Linked DNA regions of Homo sapiens: region 1 is linked to region 2. A link is a loop called in an ENCODE intact Hi-C map of the cell type or tissue named here. Cell type or tissue: GM12878. All regions are shown on one strand. Each heading gives the region's core, and the rest is flanking DNA. Links, peaks and the distances in the headings are about the cores only. Region 1 has its middle 140 kb from the start of IGFBP3. Region 2 has its middle 230 kb from the start of IGFBP3.

Region 1 (5,384 bases), core at 53-5,052, 96 kb before region 2:
AAACAAAAGCATCCACAATTTCATCACCTACATAACTATACATGACATAGCATGCATGTGTTTAGATAATATGAACTGTTCAAGTTTTAAACTTGTCCCTAAACCAGGGTCTTTTTCCCCAAAAGTAAGTGTTATTAAGGACTCGTGGAATAGTTCAGATTAGTTTAAATGTAAATATCAGTATATATCTTAATACTATTTATGTATGTCTCTTTTTCTCTATCTATCAAGAGAAAGACACAAGAGAAATGAAACTTAAGTCTGTCCCATCCTCATATTCTGTGGTGAAGGGACAGAATGTTCTGGCTAGAAAGTAGAAATAATGCCGAATGTTAGGAAGGTTATTAAGCAGCCCACATGATTGAGGATAGAACATGTTTAATTTTGTTCTCAAAAAAAGAAAAATGATCTCCGTAAAGTCACAGCAGCTTGATGACAGTCTGGCCGCTTTGGAAGCTGGTAAGTCCTCTTCTGTCCAGGAACAGGGTAATGTCTGCGCTCAGAGCAGCAGTTCTCAAATGTTTTGGTCTCAGAATTCCTTTATATTCTTAAAAATTATTGAAGACCTCAAAGAGCTTGTATTTAAGTGAATTATATCAATAGATATTTACTGTCACAAAAATTAAAACCTGATTTTAATATTATTAATAAAAGTAACAATACATTTACTAGCACATACTGTGAAATAATAAAAAATATATATTTGGTTTCTGCCCCCAGTTTCTGGCATTTAGCTCCTAAAACTCTTGTAATTTCCTGGGTGATAGGAGAATCTTTTTTTTCTACTGAGGGTACTCTTGGTGGGCTCCTGGATGGGGTCTGGTAACCAGAAAGACCAACACATGATTAGAAGCTTGAAATTTTCAGCCATATCCCCCAGCCTCTGGGAAGGGGAAAGGGGCTGAAGATTGAGTTAATAATTGGGTGTTTTATTTTGCCTATTTGATGAAGCCTCCATAAAAATCCCTGAACAATGGGGTTCAGGGAGTTTCCAGGTTGATGAAAACACCCATGTGCTGGGAAGCTGGTGCACCCCAAATCCATGGGGACAGAAGCTCCTGTGCCCAGGAGCCTTCTGGACCATGCCCTGTGCATGTCTTCGTCTGGCTAGTCACCTATGTCCTTTATCATATCCTTCAAAATAAAGCAGTAAACATAAGGAAAGTGTTTCCCTGAGTTTTGTGAGCCATCCTGGAAAATTACCAAACCTAAGGAGGGGGCTGTGGGAACCCCTGATCTATAGCTGGTGGGTCAGAAGTACATGGTCTCAACCTGGGGCTTGTGATTGGCATCTGGGGTCAGGGGCAGTCTTATGGGATTGGGCTCTTAACCTGTGGAGTCTGTGCTCACTCAGTTAGATTCAGAGCTGAATTGAATTGTGTGATACACAGCTGGTTTAATGTGAGAAACCCCACCCCTACCGCCTCATTTTGGTGACCAGAGTGTTCTGTGTTGAGTGCATAGTAAGAGAAAACAGTTCTGTTTCTCCATTAAACACATACATACATAATGTATTATTAATACAAATACATTTTCTGAAAAACATAGTGACAAATGGCATTGTTTTCTATTTTTTGCAAGTCTATGTTTGGCTATATAGGAGACGCATTCTCATAGCTGCTTCTGCATTCGTCTTCTGTGATGTCGATTCAGGTAGCTTGTAGAAACCTCCAGTGTACACTCCTGAGTTAATAACACTGAACAAAGCAAATAACGTCTCATTATTATTACAAAAGTAGTTCTGATTTAGTGGACTCCTTAAAGGTTTACTGTGAACTCCACAGAGGCTCCTGGAACACACTTTGAGGACCCCATGTCTAGGGTGAGTTCAGGAAGGAGATGCTTAGAGATGATGGGATGAGAGGTTCTTGGGTGTCTACTCCATTCCTCAGGGAAAAATAATAATCAGATTTTTTGTATATTAGTATCAGCCCAAATAACTGTTAGATTACTTTACATTTTCTTTTAACCCTTGGACAAACAATTTACATCTAAATCCAATAACTTTAAGAAATGTGTTCATTTGTATTGCTACTAGAGCTGGCTAAATTTGTATAGATGTATCAGTTGAGATGTAAGTGATAATTTTTGGAATAAAAGTTATTTTGTATCTTTAATAGCGGTAAAGCACGTGTTCATCCTATGACCAGAAGGTTTTCTGAGAACAGTAATCACATTCAGTCTCCACATCTCCGGGGTCCAAACCCTTTACATTGGGCTTCATTGAAAGGATAAATTGGAGTTTGAGTTGATAAAAAAGTTATTTTAATGCTTTTACTTCATGTACCTTTTCTAAATTTTTCTTAGAAGATCGATATTAACACTGGAGCTATTTTAGGTAAACAATCAGATTTTGAAAATAATTTATTTTGGGGAACAATTCTAGTCCTATTAGCAATATTTCTTGGTTGGAACTTCATTAAGGTGGCTTTGAAAAGGAGCTTCGACTGCCCTGTGTGAGGCTGTTGGCACCCACTGCTCAGTCTCCAGCCTGAATCTCCCCAGGCATCTCTCTGTGTCCTGCTTCTCCCCAAGACCCTCTTTGCCTTGGAGTCTTCTGGGGTGCTGTCCCTAGCTCCAAGACAACATTTATTTCTCTCTGTGGTTTCTACTTCCCATTGTGAAAGCACAAGACTTAACCCTAAATCCACTAGTGACACTGATAATGAAGCAATGACTGTGGACCCCAGCCTGAAACAAGCCCTGGGGTGTGGGGTGCACTGAGTTGATGTCAGGCCTTCTGTTGTGGGTGTTTTATTTTGTCAAGTCATGGACCCACCCCTGGGCTCCAAGGACATTTGCATTATCTGGACACACTTAGAGGATGCTTGGAGGTAGAAAGGCTTTAAAGATTAGCCCTAAACCTCATGTTACCAAGCTAATAAAATGGTTAGCCATGATGCTAACTCACTTATTTACAATTTTAGAAAACAATATTCAATGTTCAAACAATATGTACTTGGGCCCTGTTATGACTGAATTATGACCGTTTCTCAATTCATATGTTGAATTCTCAACCCCTTGCACCTCTGAATATGACTGTATTTGGAGATGAGTCATTTAAACAGATGATTACATTTAAGTGGGGTAATTGGGATGGGCCCTGATCCAATATGACTGCGGTCCTCATAAGAAGAGGAAGTTAGAACACAGACACACACGCACACAGAAACACACACGAAAAAGCATGTGAAGATACAGGCAGAAGATGGCCATCTACACATCCAGGAAAAAAGCCACAGGAGAAACCAAGCCTGCCAACACCCTGACCTTGGACTTCCAGCCTCCAGGACAGAATATATTTTCACGGTTTAAGCCACCCAGGTTGTGCAGTATTTGCTATGGCAGCCAACCAGGCTGATACAGGCCTCTGTGCCTGACACTGCTCCAGGCCCAGGGAACACTGTATTGCGAGCCACCCTCAGGAACTTGCTCTAGTGTGTTCTCTCAGATTCATCCTATGCACAAGCTGGGCCCTTGGGGTCAGCAAGGCACTCTCTTTGCCAAGAACCTGTGGGCTAAGGGGCACACAAGGCTATACTTTGAGAATTACTAGAACATAGTCATTTATATCAGAAGAGATGGTCACAGGTAAAGCCAGAGTCTGCGTAACCAGACAAGATGCATTAATCAATTCATTTATTAAATATGTATTCTGCAATGTGGAATAGATGTGGAAATAGAGTCTGAGTTGGGTCCTCAGAGACATGATGGTCCAGTTGGGAGCCCAAGAGTCAGCACATTAACAGTGAGGGAAGACATAGTCAAGATGAAAGGGATTCCTGGGAAAGACACAAAGAAGTGGGCTGAGCCAGGAAAGAGTATGTTTAGGGGTCCCTGTGGCTGATCAGGGCAGAGTCCCTCCGGAGCAGGATCTTAAGTGCAACCTGAGGACTGGAAGGGCCTTGTGAGGAGCAGGGCAAGAGTCTCCCAGGCAGAGGGACCAGCCGTGCAAAGGGCCTGGGGTGGTGAAGGGCTTGCTGTATTGGAGCTGCTGAGGGAATCCCCTGTGTCTGGCCTCAGAGAGAGGAGCAGCAAACTGTGAGGCGAGGGTGGAGAAGTGAAGGGAACTGGGTTCCCAGGGGCCTGTGGGCCATGGCGAGGCATCTGAATTTTATTCTAATGCACTGGGGACACATTGAGGCCTGGTGAGCTAGTGAGGAATGTTGTGATTCCACAGAATTTTGGAAGAACCCACTGATTTGGTGGAGCAGGGGACTGAGGGGAGGAGTGCAGGAAGCTGGGAGCTGCTTAGCCTCTGTCCAGGCCACAGGGGCCAGCAGCCAGTGCTGGAGCAGCAGCCTGCCTTTCCTCTGCCTGTTGGCTCCAGGCCCCAGCCCGCAAGCCCCAGACCAGGCGTGGCTCTCCTCGAGTCTTAACATGACCTAAAAAGGGGGATTTAAAACATCTATTCCTTTCTATTGAAACATAGTTTTTTCCAACTAGGTTTTATTTTATTTTTTTTTAGATGGAGTCTTGCCCTGTCTCCCAGGCTGGAGTGCAATGGTGCAATCTTGGCTCAATGCAAGCTCTGCCTCGCGGGTTCAAGCAATTCTCCTTCCTCAGCCTCCCGAGTAGCTGGGATTACAGGCACCTGACTCCACACCCAGCTAATTTTTGTATTTTTTAGTGGAGACGAAGTTTCACCATGTTGGCCAGGCTGGTCTCGAACTCCTGACCTCAGGTGATCTGCCCACCTCGGCCTCCCAAAGTGTGAAGATTACAGGCATGAGCTACTGCGCCTGGCCGCAAGTAGTTACTTTAATAGCTGACATTCATTCAAGACTTACCAAATGCCAGACATCATTTTGCACATTTTCTGTACAGGTTGTTGTGTTATCATTGCAATAGCCATGGGATGTAAACATTTTCTTTTTTTTTTCATTTCTCAGGTGACGAGGATTTTATGGGCCTTAGTTTCTTTTTCTTTCTTTCTTTTTTTTTTTTTCTTTTTGAGATGGAGTTTTGCTTTTGTTGCCCAGGCTGGAGTGCAATGGCGCCATCTCAGCTCACTGCAACCTCTGCCTCCTGGGTTCAAGCAATTCTCCTGCTTCAGTCTCCCGAGTAACTGGGATTACAAGCATGTGCCTCCACACCCAGCTAATTATGTATTTTTAGTAGAGATGGTGTTTCTCCATGTTGGTCAGCCTTGTCTCGAACTCCCGACCTCAGGTGATCCGCCCGCCTTGGCCTCCCAAAGTGCTGGGATTACAGGCGTGAGCCACCACGCCTGGCCAGTTTCTTTGTTTTTAAAATAAGAATATAATATAGCAAAAGTCCTGTCGTTACATAAAGGGGCACACGAATGTGAATACACATGTACACACAGATGTGCACACACATGCACACATGGCAGCCATGAGTGATGTTCATGGATAATTACA
Region 2 (5,384 bases), core at 70-5,069:
GGCATTTAAAAGAATTATGGGCCTTTTGGCAGAAACCAATTTTCAAGAGTTTGAGTGTAGATTGATATTTTTCCCTTCTACTTTTTCTGTATCTTCTAAATGTTCCCAAACAACAACATGTCATCTTTATAATGTAAGAAAAACATTTATTTTAAAAATATTTTGCTCAGCTGTATCACTCTGTTGCTAAAGGATATGGCTTAATTTCCATTCTTTAGCAACAGTGGCTATTGGGAAGACAAAAAAAGTGCTTAAACATTCTTCTGTAACTCCATGTTGCAATTGTAGAGAAGCTGCACTTTTTCTATCAATTTTAATATCATATGGCAAAAAGAAAAAAAGGAAAAGAGAAGTTGTATTACTTTTGAGTGTTCTACACACCAATATAAAGGAAGAGCTCAATGAAGCCTTAGCTATGTAACACCATGATGCAGAACCTTAGCTCCCTAAACCTGACTCATTCTTATGTTGTTGATATAGTGATTGAGGCTGGGGAGCCATCCTACAGTGGCAGTGTGTTCAAACATAAGATTCTGTTATTATTATTATTATCATCATTTCAAAGAGCATGTTATTTGCTAGGTGTGAGACTTGAGAGTATAAGAAATGGAAAATGAGAGGCTCCAGTTTTTGGTACCTTTGCTATAGCAATATTTGACTTACATATCGTGAAACCAAGCACACAAGTCATACACAGTCATGCATCTCTTAACAACTGAGGTGCATTCTGGGAAATGTGTCATTAAGCCATTTTGTTATTGTGCAAACATGACAGGGTATACTTATACAAACCTAGATGGTAGAGCCTACTACACACCTGGGCTATATGGTATAGCCTATTGCTCTTAGGCCACGAACCTGTACAGCATATGACTATACTGAATATTGTAGGCAGTTGTAACACGATGGGAAGCATTTGTTTATCTAAACATAGAAAGAGTACAGTAAAAATTCAGTATTATCATCTTCTGGGGCCACTATAATATAGTCCATAATTGACTAAAATGTTGTTATGCAGTACATGACTATTTATATGTAAGTTGAATAAAAGAGTGGTATAGAAGTAGGAGCACTGGCCAGTGTGGCTGGAAGCTGCCCACCAGTCTCCATGTAAACAACTCAAAGGAATCTGTCCAAGCTGGACTTGTCAACAATGTTACTGAGGATTCCAGCATGACTGTAAATGCTCTGCTTTTAACTGTTCAGTTGGATGAAACTTGACAAATATTACAGTGGTGAAACTGTGACAAAAATTAAGACATAGAGCATTCCCATCACCTCAGAAATTTCCCCTTTACTGTCCATCACCCAACTTGTCCCAGCCCCAGAAAGCTGCTGATTGCATTCAGTGACTACACATTCACTTCGATGTTTTAGATTTCCTAACAAAAAATTATACTGTATGGAGTTTTTTATGTCTGGCTTCTGTCAAAAAACAACACTCCATGAATATTTTCAAGTTTTTGCATGATCTGGGCTTTTAAGCAAAAAGTCCTGGCCACCTGGGCTGAAGGATGATTGATGGTAACCATGTCTGGGAAGTTAGAGATGGGGAGTTATTCCAGAAACACTATGGTTCATCTGCTCTGCAGCCATTAGCTTACATTCCAAAGGGCAATGGACCTGAAGGCTTCTCCTTCCCACCTGAGAGGATCTGTTTATGTCAAAAAAAAAAAAAAACAAAAAAACCAGGTTTCTCTCTTTCCTCCAGAGGGGGAGCCAGGCAGCTGTACCAGCCACCCACATAAGCTGCAAGATTTATGATTTGGAGCTCCTTCTTGTGGCACAAACCAAATCACATGTGTAGGTGCCCACTGCTCTTCTTGCATCGTCCCATGGGGAGGGGCTGCATGGGGAACTGACACAAGATGCTCTGTGAATCATCAGGTCTGTCTTGGATCCAGAACAACATGCTTCCTGTCAGAACCAACCAACCAACCAACCAACCAACGACCCAACCAATGCATACATGTAGAAAAGACTTCACGGCTTCTTTCCCTCAGCCTTGTTTTAGAGACCCACCCACATTCATGTGTGTATCAGTAGTGGCTTTCGTTTTATTGCTGAGTAATATTGAATTGTGTAGACACACACAAAAAAATGTCAACGGTAGACCACCATAAAAATTTTCTAGGAAAGTTCAAAACTTATTTTTAATACACACACTCACACGCACACACACACATGCCCATACACACAAACACACACATTATGGTGGTCTACCATTGACATTTTTGACAATACTTTCATTTTAATGCCAGTAGACATACTCCTCTTGCAAATCCCACTGGCTCTAAGAAAAGCATATTCAGCTTGCATGCATGTGACCCTAAAAGTCAGGTGAAAATCTAAAAGGAAAAGCAGGTACTCCTGTGTATTTGCCTGTGTTAGGGGGAAGAAAAACTTGGAGACTTTAGCAAAAAACAAACAAACAAACAAAACAGAACAAAACAAAAAATCCTTCTAAGGATACATTGTCATTTCTCCTAAACATTCGGGCCATTATCAGCAGGCTGTGGTGTTAAGTCTTGTTTTTTCCTTTCTCACTTCCATTTTTAGCCCACAGAACTAAATCTAACTCATTTTAGGTAGTGCAATGTGAGACACATCATTTGATGCTTCTGACACTGAGGTCCCACAGCTGTGAAGGAGTGTCATGTTCCCTGGTCCACCCACCATTTAGGGCATCAAATCCTGGGGCTCTCTACACAAACAGATCTTGTAGATCTACATGTTTCTGACAACTATGTTGCAGCAGATAGCAACTACTTGCTGGAGGAAGGGTGGCTTTTCTAATGCATTGTAAAGGCAGTTTGGGCTGGTTGTGGAACAGAAAGTGCTGTGTGGACTGGATGACTGTTCTAGCCACACACTGTGGAGGGTGAGGTGCCCGCTCCTTCCACAGTGTCACAAGTTGATGTCGAGCCTGCAGAGCAGAAGCTGTGAAGCACCTGCCTCTCCTGAGGGCAGCCTGGAGGCATCACCTGCTGAGTTGTCTCTACCAAGCTGAAACACACACAGAAACCTCCTTTAGCAATTCTCCACGTGGACCAGTCACTGGAATTGCAGTGCCCTGGGCAAGAGATTAGTGAGATTTCACCAGCTAAGCAGGGCTGGGCTTTAGTAATGCTTGTTAGGGGATTTCCAAATGGTGTGGGGAGAGAATGTGTAATGCCTTCCCCACCTTTTGGGTGATATCACCTTTGAGTAAAACATAGTAAACAAAGTAAAAAATCCTGAGGGCAAGCCAACGAGGATTCTGGGGAAGGAATTTCTACTAAGCAGGGTAGTGCTTTCTCCATGGCCCTGAATCACCTGGCAGGGACTCAGCCTTGGAGGTTTCTTACACCACAAGATCATCTGTCTCAAACGTAGCCAGGGGGAAGTTAAGGGCAAAAGCTGATGTCAGAGACCCCTAGAGGCCCCTAGAGTAGTGGCTCCCAGTTGCTAGATGACAGCATTGTGCACTGTTCCTCAGGACACTCTACTTTGTTTAGTTTGTATAAACCAGTGACCTTTGCTTCTGCTTAGGCCACATGTTTCTGGGTAACTTTGCCACCCATGTACATCGTACAAAGTTCAAAAGTTGGGGCATTTCTCTGCCTCCTCCTGTTGCCTCATCAGGGATAACTCTGAGTTATCATTAAAACATAATGGATACATTTTAAACAAATTTTAAAATGAGATTTTTGTATTATCCTATTTTTATTAAAATATCGTTTGCAAATCTAATTCTCATTTTCCTGATTGTATTTTTTTTTTCCATTTCCAAGCCAAAAAGGATTACAAGAATTTTAACTTTGGCTTCTTAAAAAGAGCTAACTTGTTCTGGAGCACTATTTGCCTTTTTGCTCCTCAGGTCGAGACCACTCATCTCAGGCACGCAGAGGCTGTCTGTGACTATCCCAATTAAACAACTTGCAAGATCCTTCAAGCCAGAATTCAGGGTCGGCTCCAAGTGAGGGACACTTCACTGTTCTCTTCCACAACCAGACTATCATCTCTGCCCTAAGAGGAGCTGACAAGTCCACCTAGCAGACTAAAGAGTTGTGTACCAGGAGTCTCAAAGCTGTCTTCTGATGACCCACAGCTACCTTTCTGGGGGTCCTGGGGAGGTCACTTTCCTCATCTAGGTCTTAATCCCTTTTTATGAGATTGAGAGTTCTGAATGAGAACTACAAAGAACTGTTTAATTCTTGCCATCCAATGGCTAGAGGAGCATTTGGCGTGTGCCAGATATTCCCCGCTGGCCCCAGGGACCTCCTCTGCACCCCTTTCTGCCCTACTGTGCTCCCTAACAGGCGGACCTCTACCAGTGTTATTTCTGGGTCCCCTGCCCTCCAGCCCCTGGTTGGGGGTGGCCAGTAAGATTCACTAGGTATTAAACCCAAGAGACAGATATTTCTTCACTGTTAGCAAAGTCAGTCAGGCACCAGGAGAATGTCTCTGTGGGTGTCACTTAAGGGACTTTGGACACCTATGCTTAGGCTTGTTCAAATAAATGACATGTGAGTACTTTGCAGTTTGATAGTTCTATGAATCATGAATACAGTGCAATGAAAACGTCAACCTATAATGTTACCAGGGATTAATTGCTATGGATTATCATTCTTCTCTGCCTTGCTTTCTGCAAACATAACATTATTCCTTAAAAAACATATACACTTATGTGCACAAACACATGCACACATGATGTTTTTAGACTAATTAACATAATTAAAATTTTCTGAAATAGTTAAGTGGAATAGACTTTTTTCCAAAAATGACAGTTTCTTCTCCAGTGAAGAAGAAAAGACACCTCATAATTTAAACATTTCATTTGAAAATATATTCTCAGAAATGTATAATGTAGATATTGCTTTAAAACAAGCTCATCTTATGAATATTTCTCCAATTTGTCTGTAAGTTTGCCAATTTTTTTCTCCTTGGGTCAGGGTGCAGATATGTAGTGTGTATCAATTAGCATGATATATCTGCAATGTTTATATTAAAAATTACGAAAAACATGCTTCTCGAAACATGTAACTAGATACCAGTTAAGGGAGTCTCTGGTAGCCATGAAAATTGCACTCAGGGGACCCATAAGGTTAGCATTACATTGGAACAGATGATTGCCTAAGATTTGTAGCTGTGGGGACAAAGCTTTTGTCAGATCATTAAATCATATAACATCATAACCCCTTCTGCAGGAAGTCTGGGAGCCAAAATGGGATTGCTGAAATTTATGAGCAGAAGCACATGCAGTTTACTAGATAACTTGAAATAGGTAGAGCAAAATTGGAACCTCCCGACTCACTGAACTTGCTCTCCCCAGGCAGCTGTTGCAAATGGCCATGGTTTCCATGAAGAGTGCACAGATGGCTCCGTCCTCACAACTTCCTTAG

Evidence for each region. A loop is a pair of places that touch in the nucleus more often than their neighbours do. Peaks named below come from ENCODE experiments on the same cell type or tissue, not always from the same donor. Only the 100,000 strongest peaks of a DNase experiment are listed, where the experiment ranks them.
Region 1: a loop joins it to region 2, with 2.0 times the contacts of the local background. A loop is called at or near these places in 1 of 110 quality-filtered maps.

The regions. Positions count from the first base shown.
Region 1 is chr7:46,055,545-46,060,928 of GRCh38, forward strand. No RefSeq gene overlaps it. Among named protein-coding and RNA genes, the nearest start is that of IGFBP3, 140 kb to the left of the region's middle. In GM12878, for the core only: no CTCF peak of the experiment used is centred there; a DNase peak (open chromatin) is centred at 3,056.
Region 2 is chr7:46,151,142-46,156,525 of GRCh38, forward strand. No RefSeq gene overlaps it. Among named protein-coding and RNA genes, the nearest start is that of IGFBP3, 230 kb to the left of the region's middle. RefSeq lists enhancers at 3,133-3,202, 3,350-3,644. In GM12878, for the core only: no CTCF peak of the experiment used is centred there; a DNase peak (open chromatin) is centred at 2,840; H3K27ac peaks cover 1,329 bases.